2 separate regions of the Homo sapiens genome follow, and region 2 is linked to region 1. The links are chromatin contacts, found by POLR2A ChIA-PET in ENCODE. All regions are on one chromosome and are shown on one strand. The core of a region is the stretch at or near the end of the contact, and the rest is flanking DNA. Distances in the headings are between cores, read along the strand shown. Region 1 holds the start of TARM1 (T cell-interacting, activating receptor on myeloid cells 1). Region 2 overlaps LENG8-AS1 (LENG8 antisense RNA 1).

Region 1 (4,908 bases), core at 1,934-4,433:
AAAAAAAAAAACAAGATTGTTACTCTAAGTTACTCAGTTTTGGGGTGGTTTGTTAACACAGTAATTGATAACCTAAACCCAAAAGAGAACTAAATAATGATGACTTAAAACTAATACCAATTGATTTCTCCCTTATGTAGAATAAATCTGAAGGGAGCAGTCCAAGGCTGGCACAGTGACTCCAAAAAGCATTATGGACCTAAGTTACTTCTGGCTCACCCTCCACCATCTTGAACCTCATCTCATCTTCATGGTTCAAGATGACGCTAGAATACCAGTCATCACATCCACATTTTAGGCAGTTAAGTGAAGGAAGGAAAGTGTACTTCATTAAAGAACCTTTTGGAAGCTGTCTACAATATTTATGCTTATTTATCATTGTCCTAGATGAAGACTTACGGCTACATCTACCTGTAAGTGACACTGAAGAATGTAGTTTTTTACCTGGGTGCCAATGGGCCCAGCTAAAAATCAGAATTCTCAACAGCAAAAGGATGGCTTTGAGATAATCATGTAGATTATGTGCAGATAACTACAGATAAGTCCCCTCCCCCAAGTCTATTTTAAATTTTCTCCTGGAGTATTTTAAAGTAAACCTCAGATATAATATGATTTCATCTATAAGACTTTTTATTTTGGTAACATATTCTTAAGGTTAGGTGTGATAAACACCTAACAAAGTGAATGATTATTTATTTATTTATTTTATTATTATTTTTTGAGATGGAGTTTCACTCTTGTTGCCCAGGCTGGGGTACAATGGTGCGATCTCAGCTCACTGCCACCTCCCCCTCCCAGGTTCAAGTGATTCTCCCACCTCAGCCTCCTGAGAAGCTGGGATTACAGGTATATACCACCAAGCCTGGCTAATTTTTGTATTTTTTGTAGAGATGGGATTAGGCCATGTTGCCCAGGCTGGTGTTGAACTCCTGGGATCAAGCCTTCCACCTACCTCACCTCCCAAAATCTTAGGATTACAGGTGTGATCCACCTTGCCTGGCCCTAAGCTATTCTTTATTCTTTCTTTTTTCGTTTTTTGAATCAGGGTCTCCTTTCTTCATTTCCAAGTGGAATGGAACTTTACCAGGCCTTTCCTGTTGACTGATAAAATTCCAGAGCCTAGTTTTAAAATATGCATATTCCTTGTTAGCAACAGAGATGTTAAGAAGAAATATAGGAGATGTCCTCTTTTCCCTGATACTGCATAAGGAGAAAGATTTTTTCTGAGTCACAACACTAATTTAAGGAATCTGATTTGATAAAGAGTTGAATTGAGAAGATTCACAAGAATATCAGTCTTGTTTTCTGGTACAATATGGAGAACTAAATGAATATTCACAAACATTACTAAATTGTTCTCTGTTGAAATAAATTCATACACAAAACTGTTATTTGAACAAAAGGGTCTTGTAAGAGTCCCAAGCCTTTAAAAATCATTGCCACATCTTGTGAAAATAACTTTCAAAGAAACACCTGTAATTATAGTTGGTTTTACTCCTTATAATTTGTTGCCTTGTTGACTTTTCTATGTTCCAAAACAGTAAGAAGAGTAGGTGCTATCAAGACAAAAAATCCGAAAACAAAAACGAGACTTCGGGGCATTTTGCTCTTCTTCCAAATGCAAGATGAAAAAAAACATGGTTAAAAACTAACTTGCTTGATTTCTTATTTTAACAAAAAAATAAAAAATTTTGTCTGATTCAAATTAACATTTTTTTTTTTTTTTGAGACTGAGTCTCACTCTGTTGCCCAGGCTGGAGTGCAATGGTGCGATCTCAGCTCACTGCAACCTTTGCCTCCCAGGTTCAAGCAGTTCTCCTGCCTCAGCCTCCTGAGTAGCTGGGATTACAGGCGTGCACCACCACGCCCAGCTAATTTTTGTATTTTTAGTAGAGATGAGGTTTCACCATGGTTGGCCAGGCTGGTCTCGAACTCCTGACCTCAGGTTATCTACCTGCCCCGGTCTCCCAAAGTGTTGGGATTACAGGCATGAGCCACTGCGCCAGGCTAAATTAACATAATTATCAAATGCAATCTGTAGACTTTTATTGGATCCTGATTTATTCTTTAAAAACCTGATAGAAATGACATTTTTGAGACAATCAGGGAAATTTGAGTACTGAATGGGTATTAGCTGGTATCAAGGAGGTACTCTTAACTTTCTTGATGTGACAGTGCTGTGGTGCTTATATTATTTTTAAAATGGTTCTTATTTGATAAAGATAGATATGTACTGAAATATTCTGAACTTAAAAAATGAGCTCATGACTGGCTGGGCACAGTGGCTCATGCCTGTAATCCCAGCACTTTGGGAGGCTGAGGTGGGTGGATCACTTGAGATCAGGAGTTTGAGACCAGCCTGGCCAACATGGTGAAACCTCATCTCTACTAAAAAATACAAAAATTAACTGGGCGTGTTGAAGGGCTCCTGTAATCCCAGCTACTTGGGAGGCTGAGGCAGGAGAACCGCTTGAACCTGGGGGTTGGAGGTTGCAATGAGATGAGATTTTGCCACTTCACTCCAGCCTGGGCGAAAGAGTGGAACTCTGTCTCAAAAGAAAAAAAAAATGGTGATGAAGGCCTGGCACAGTGGCTCATGCCTGTAATCCCAGCAGTTTGGGAGGCCGAGGCAGGTGGATCACTTGAGGCGAGGAGTTCAAGACTAGCCCAGCTAACTTGTGAAACCTCATCTTAACTAAAAATACAAACATTAGCCGGGCATGGTGGCATGCGCCTATAATCCCAGCTACTTGGGAGGCTGAGGCCGGAGAATTGCTTGAACCCAGGAGGCTGAAGTTGCAATGACCTGAGATCGTGCCACTGGACTCCAGCCCAGGTAACAGAACCAGACACCATCTCAAAAAAAAAAAAAAGAGTGAAGTGCTTTCATCTCTTCAATACGAACCCTTCAGGGCCAAGTCTGAAGCATTTTCGGGGTTACCTGTTTGATGCCTGAAATCTGCCTGAGACAGAGGAGCATTTCCTGTGAGTCAAGTGCTCGAACACTGGTGTGTGTAAGGAGCATGTTGCAATCAGCAACATCAACATGTTTCCTGAATGTGGATATGGGAGGGGAAACTGAAAGGCTAGGAAAGGCTGTTACTGCCCACACTCTGGGGTGGGAGAGAGGCAGCGACGACTCCAGCTCTTCTCCCATCTGTGGACTGCAGAACCCAAGACGGACTCTGGGAGGGCTAAGGAGCCATCATGATCCCTAAGCTGCTTTCCCTCCTCTGTTTCAGTAAGTCTCACAGGGCTATCCACTGGGACTGCAGAAAATCATGGAACTGGTGGGATAGTTGGGCTGGGGATGGAAATAATAACATCAACTTTGGCTTACTGAGCACACGGGAGGAGTGAGACGTCCTGCTGAGTGCACTGCAGACATTCCCTGGAAACGAGTGCTCTGCAAACTTCAACTCCTGTAGTTTCAACTTCGTGAGTTTTGCTGAATGCCTCCACCACCTGGCTTCATTGGCTTACCCCTTTTCTCAGGATCAACTCTGACTTTTTGTGTGTAAGTAAAAGTATTCAGAATAGAAACCTTATTTTATTTTATTTTATTTTATTTTTTTGAGACAGGGTTTTGCTCTTGTTGCCCAGGCTGTAGTGCAATGGCGTGATCTCGGCTCACCACAACCTCTGCCTCCCGGGTTCAAGCGATTCTCCTGCTTCAGCCTCCTGAGTAACTGGATTACAGGGGTGCGCCACCATGCCTGGTTAATTTTTGTATTTTTAGTAGAGACGGTGTTTCACCATGTTGGCCAGGCTGGTCTCGAACTCCCGACCTCAGGTGATCTGCCCACCTCAGTCTCTCAAAGTGCTGGGATTACAGATGTGAGCCACTGTGCCTGGCCCAGAAACCTTAATACCATAAATAAAAATTTAGTGTCAAATAGATAACTATAAAGTAAATTGAGGCCGCTGTGTAACCATCACCACTATCTACACTAAAACCTCTTTCTTTCTTCCTTCCTTCCTTCCTTTCTTTCTTTTTCTCCTTCCCTTCCTTCCTTCCTTCCTTCCTTCCTTCCTTCCTTCCTTCCTTCCTCCCTTCCTTCCTCTCTCTCTCTTTCTTTTTTTTTTTTTTGAGATGGAGTCTCGCTCTGTCGCCCAGGCTGGAGTGCAGTGGTGCGATCTCTGCTCACTGCAAGCTCCGCCTCCCGGGTTCACGCCATTCTCCTGCCTCAGCCTCCCGAGTAGCTGGGACTACAGGCGCCCGCCACCATGCCCGGCTTTTTTCGTAGGTTTCACTGTGTTAGCCAGGATGGTCTCCATCTCCTGACTTCTTGATCTGCCCGCCTCGGCCTCCCAAAGTGCTGGGATTACAGGCGTGAGCCCCCGCTTGCTTGCCTGCTTGCTTGCTTGCTTGCTTGCTTGCTTGCTTGCTTGCTTGCTTGCTTGCTTTCTTCCTTCCTTCCTTCCTTCCTTCCTTCCTTCCTTCCTTCCTTCCTTTCTTTCTCTTTCTCCTTCATTCCTTCCTTCCTCTCTCTCTTTCCCTTCCTTCCTTCCTTCCTTCCTTCCTTCCCTCCTTTTCCTTTTTTTGAGACAAAGTCTCACTCTGTACCCAGGCTGGAGTGCAGTGGTATGACCACAGCTCACTGCAGCCTCCACCTCCTGGGCTCAAGCAATTCTCCTGCCTCAGCCTCCTGGGTAGCTGAGATTACAGGTGCCCACCACACACCCGGCTGATTTTTTGTACTTTTTAGTAGAGACGGGGTTTCATCATGTTGGCCAGGCTGGTCTTGAGCTCCCTCAGGTGATCACCTCAGGTGATCTGCCCGCCTCAGCCTCAGCCTCCCAAAGTGCTGGGATTACAGGCGTGAGCCACAGTGCCCCGTGTAATTTTTAAATTTTTTGTAGAGACGGGATCTCACTATGTTACTCAGGCTGGTCTCAAACTCCTGG
Region 2 (4,953 bases), core at 1,023-3,522, 360 kb before region 1:
GATACAGCGATAAAATGAAATGACTGGAACTTAAATGTGAAAACTCTTTACAAGTAAGCCCACAATTAGATACATTTATCTTACATGTCAGGGAAAAAAATTATGTAAACAGGACAAATTATATCACAAAAGAATCCCAAAGTAGAAAAAATACCTAAGAAATGTGTCTAACCATGAAAAGTACTGTTCTCTTGGTGTCTTCACATCGTGTCTTCTGTGTACTTAAGTACAAAACATTGTTGCCTCTGATTAATGCACCCTGTACTTATTTTTCTGTTGTCCAGTTACATATTTGGTTGGTTCCAGGGCTATGTTCATGTAGCCATCCAGGCAAACCAGCACCCCTCCCTTAATCCACTTCAGAATTTTACCCCAACTGTCTGATGATGTGCTCTAAGAAGTCACTAGGGGATTGCTTTTCTTAAAAAATCTATTATTATTATTATTTTTTGAGACGGCTCTGTCGCCCAGGCTGGAGTGCAGTAGCACGATCTCAGCTCACTGCAACCTTTGCCTCCCAGGTTCAAGCAATTCTCTTTACAGGCGTGCACCACCACACCCAGCTAATTTTTGTATTTTTAGTGAAGACAGGGTTTCACAGTATCTGGAATTCCGGACCTCAGGTGACCCGCCCGCCTCTGCCTCCCAAAGTGCCGGGATTACAGGCATGAGCCACTGCGCCTGGCCAGTAGGGGGTTGCTTCTGAAAACTTATTTTAATAATCTTGGGTAGGCCAGGCGCGGTGGCTCATGCGTGTGATCCTAGCACTTTGGGAGGCCGAGGCGTGTGGATCACCTGAGGTCAGGAGTTCAAGACCAGCCTGGCCAACATGGCGAAACCCCGTCTCTACTAAAAATACAGAAAAATTAGCCGGGCATGGTGGCGCATGCCTGTAATCCCAGTTACTCATGAGGCTGAGGCAGGAGAATCGCTAGAACCCTGGGGGTGGAGGTTGCAGTGAGCCCAGATCATGCCATTGCACTCCAGCCTGGGAGACAGAGCGAAACTCTGTTTCAAAAAATAATAATCTTGGGGGGCAGGAAACCTAAGTCATAATCCCGGCTCTTTTACTTAACCAGCCGTATGACTTGGAAAACTCGTTTCCCTTCTCTCGGCTCCAGATTCCTCATCTTGCAGCTGGGATCCAGAGCTCTCACTCCAGGAGCCCAGTCACAGCAAAAACCAAAACTGTACTTTTTTTTTTTTTTTGAGACAGGGTTTCTCATTCTGTCACCCAGGCTGGAGTGCAATGATGTGATCTCTGTCTCAGCCCACAGCAGCTTCAACCTCCCAGGCTCAAGTGATCCTCCTGCCTCAGCTACGCAGTGTATGGTATTTTGTTACAACAACCAGAATGTAGTAAGACATTTATTGAAGGATATCTTGGTTCCTTCCAAGTTTTTGGCAGTGATAAAGAAAGCTGCCATAAACGTGCACGTGCAGATTTCTTTGTGGGCAGAAGTTTTCAACCCATCTGTGTAAATACTGGGGAGCAGTGTTGCTGGTTCATATTCTAAGAGTATGTTTAGGATTATGAGAGACCACCACACTGTCCTCCAAAGTAGCTGTACCATTCTGCATTGCCAGCACCAATGAAGAAGGGTTTCTGTTGCTCCACATTTCTGCCAGCATTTGGTGGTGCCAGCATTTTGGATTTGGCATTCTAATAGGTATGTAGTGGTGTCTTGTTTTTTTTTTGTTTTTTTGAGACAGAGTCTCACTCTGTCTTCCAGGCTAGAGTGCAGTGGCATGGTCTCGGCTCACTGCAACCTCCGCCTCCTGGGTTCAAGCGATTCTCCTGCCTCAGCCTCCCGAGTAGCTGGGACTACAGGCGTGCGCCACCACGCCCAGCTAATTTTTGTATTTTTAGTAGAAACGGGGTTTCACCATGTTGGCCAGGATGATCTCGATCTCTTGACCTCGTGATCCACCTGCCTTGGCCTTCCAAAGTGCTGGGATTACAGGTGTGAGCCCCCGCGCCCGGCCAGTGGTGTCTTGTTTTAACGGACGGTTCCCTAATGACATACGGTGAACATCTTTTCCTGTGTTTATTTGCCATCTGTATTAGGGTTCTCCAGAGGGCCAGAACTAACAGGATATATGTATATATTGAAAGGGAGTATATTAGGGAGAACTGGCTGACAGGATCATCAGGCAAAGTCCCACTATAGTCCATCTGCAAGCTGAGGAAGGAAGAAGCCAGTCACGTCTCAAAGTCCAAAAGCCTCAAAAGTAGGGAAGCCAACGGCGCAGCCTTCAGTCTGTGGCGGAAGGCCTAAGAGTCCCCGACAAACCACTGGTGGAAGTTCAAGAGTCCAAAGGCCAAAGAACCTGGAGTCTAATCTCCAAAGACAGGAAGTATCCAGCACAGGAGAAAGATGAAAGCCAGAAGACTCAGCAAGCCAGCCCCTCCCACCTTCTGCGCTGACTGGATGGTGCCCACCCACACTGAGAGTGGGTCTCCCTCTCCCCGTCCACTCACTCAAGTGTCAGCCTCCCTGGCAACACCCTCACAGACACACCCAGAAACAATCCTTTTTTTTTTTTTTTTTTTTTTTTTTTTTTTTTTTTTTTTTGAGACCGAGTCTCACTCTGTCACCCAGGTTGGAGTGCAGTGGCACCATCTCGGCTCACTCCAACCTCCGCCTCCCGGGTTCAAGCAATTCTTCTGCCTCAGCCTCCCGAGTAGCTGGGACTACAGGCACGTGCCATCATGCTGGCTAATTTTTGTATTTTTAGTACAGACAGGGTTTCACCATATTGGCCAGGCTGGTCTCAAATTCCTGCCCGTCTTGGCCTCCCAAAGTGCTGGGATTACAGGTGTAAGCCACCATGCCTGGCCCCTTTTCCTATTTTTTAATCAGATTGTTTTCCTGTTAACTGAGTTTTAAGAGCCCTTTGTAAATCTTGGATAGCAGTCCTTCATGAGATAGGTCTCTTGCAAATAGTTTCTCCCAGGCTGCAGCTTTTCTCATTATATTAAAAATGTTTTTCAAAGAGCAGAGGGTTTTGTTTTGTTTTGTTTTTTGAGATGGAGTCTCGCTCTGTCGCCCAGTCTGGAGTGCAGTGGCGTGATCTTGGCTCACTGCAAGCTCCGCCTCCCGGGTTCACGCCATTCTCCTGCCTCAGCCTCCTGAGTAGCTGGGACTACAGGCACCTGCCACCACACCTGGCTAATTTTTTGTATTTTTAGTAGAGATGGGGCTTCACCGTGTTAGCCAGGATGGTCTCGATCTCCTGACCTCATGATCCGCCCGCTTCGGCCTCCCAAAGAGCTGGGATTACAGGCGTGAGCCACCACGCCTGGCCTAGCAGAGGGGTTTTTTTATTATTATTTTAATAAAGTCAAGCTTGTAAGTTTCTTTCATGGATCATGCCTTTGATGTATCAAAAAAATTATCACGGCTGGGCGTGGTGGCTCACAGCTGTCATCCCAGTATTTTGGGAAGCCGAGGTGAGTGGATCACTTGAGGCCAGGAGTTTGAGACCAGCCTGGCCAACGTGGCAAAACCCCATCTCTACTAAAAATACAAAAATTAGCCGGGCGTGGTGGCGCACACCTGTAATTCCAGCTACTCAGGAGGCTGAGGCATGAGAATCACTTGAACCCAGGAGGCAGAGGTTGCAGTGAGCCAAGATTCTGCCAGTGCACTCCAGCCTGGGCGACAGAGTGAGACTCTTGTCTCAAAAAAAAAAATTCACAAAACCCAGTCATGTAGGTTTTCTCCTATGTTATCTTCTAGGAGTTTTATAGATTTGCATTTAACATTCAGCTCTATGATCCATTTTGAGTTAATTTTTGTGAAGAGACTAAGGTCTGTGTATAGATTTGATTTATTTATTTTTGGCATGTTGATGTCCAGTTGTTCTAGCACCATTTGTGGAGAGAAGTTTGGAAGTTTGAGCATTTTTTATGATACCTTTTTTTTTTTTTTAGACGGAGTCTCACTGTCATGCAGGCTGGAGTGCAGTGGCACAGTCTCGACTCACTGCAGCCTACTCCTCCCAGGTTCAAGCAGTTCTACTGCCTCAGCCTCCCAAGTAGCTGGGATTACAGGCGTGCACCACCACACCCAGCTCCTTTTTGCATTTTTAGTAGAGACAGGGTTTCACTATATTGGCTAGGCTGGTCTCAAACTCCTGACCTCGGGATCTGCCTGCCTTGGCCTCCCAAAGTGCTGGGATTACAGGTGTGAGCCACCACGCCCAGCCTTATGATACTGTTCTATCTCTGCTCTGTGCCCACCACCACACCCAGCTAATTTTTGTATTTTTTGGTAGAGACGGGGTTTCACCATGTTGGCCAGGCTGGTCTCGAACTCCTGACCTCAGGTGATACGCCTGCCTCAGCCTCCCAAAATGCTGGGATTACAGGTGTGAGCCACTGCGCCTGGCCTTGTCTTCACTTTTGTTTTTTTGGTTTTTTTTTTGAGAGGGAGTCTTGCTCTGTCGCCCAGTCTGGAGTGCAGTGGCGCGATCTCGGCTCACTGCAAGCTCCGCCTCCCGGGTTCACGCCATTCTCCTGCCTCAGCCGCCCGAGTAGCTGGGAATACAGGCGTCCACCACCACGCCCGGCTAATTTTTTGTATTTTTAGTAGAGACGGGGTTTCACTGTGTTAGCCAGGATGGTCTCGATCTCCTGACCTTGTGATCCGCCCGCCTCTGCCTCCCAAAGTGCTGGGATTACAGGCGTGAGCCATCGTGCCCGGCCCACTTTTGAAAAACAGTTTCAGTGAGTATCGAATTCTAGGTTGACTACTTTTTTCTTTTGCTACTTTAAGAATTTTCTTACACTGCTTTCTCACATTGTTTCCAGTGAGAAATCTGGTGTCATCCTAATTTTTGTTCCTCTGTTTATAAAATCTTTTTGTTTTTCATCTGGCTGTTGTCAAGATTTTCTCTTTGTTACTGGTCTTAAGAAATTTGATTATGATGTATCTTGGTTTATCTTTG

The links. ChIA-PET counts read pairs that join two places held with the same protein, here RNA polymerase II (POLR2A).
Region 2: POLR2A ChIA-PET joins it to region 1 with 12 read pairs in PC-9. The contact joins the enhancer-like site here to the promoter of TARM1 in region 1. POLR2A ChIA-PET finds 5 or more read pairs at or near these places in 3 of 52 experiments (AG04450, CD8-positive, alpha-beta T cell and PC-9).

The regions. Positions count from the first base shown.
Region 1 is chr19:54,079,640-54,084,547 of GRCh38, reverse strand. TARM1 (T cell-interacting, activating receptor on myeloid cells 1) reads left to right here and starts at 3,183. Exons shown (of 5, transcript NM_001135686.3): 1 at 3,183-3,241. The coding sequence starts at 3,208.
Region 2 is chr19:54,442,295-54,447,247 of GRCh38, reverse strand. LENG8-AS1 (LENG8 antisense RNA 1) reads left to right here. Exons shown (of 3, transcript NR_126418.1): 3 at 2,069-2,432. Among named protein-coding and RNA genes, the nearest start is that of LENG8-AS1, 4.3 kb to the left of the region's middle. Within about 2 kb of position 2,272, at least 2 of the 41 ENCODE cell types and tissues checked have a DNase peak (open chromatin) inside an H3K27ac peak, as active enhancers do.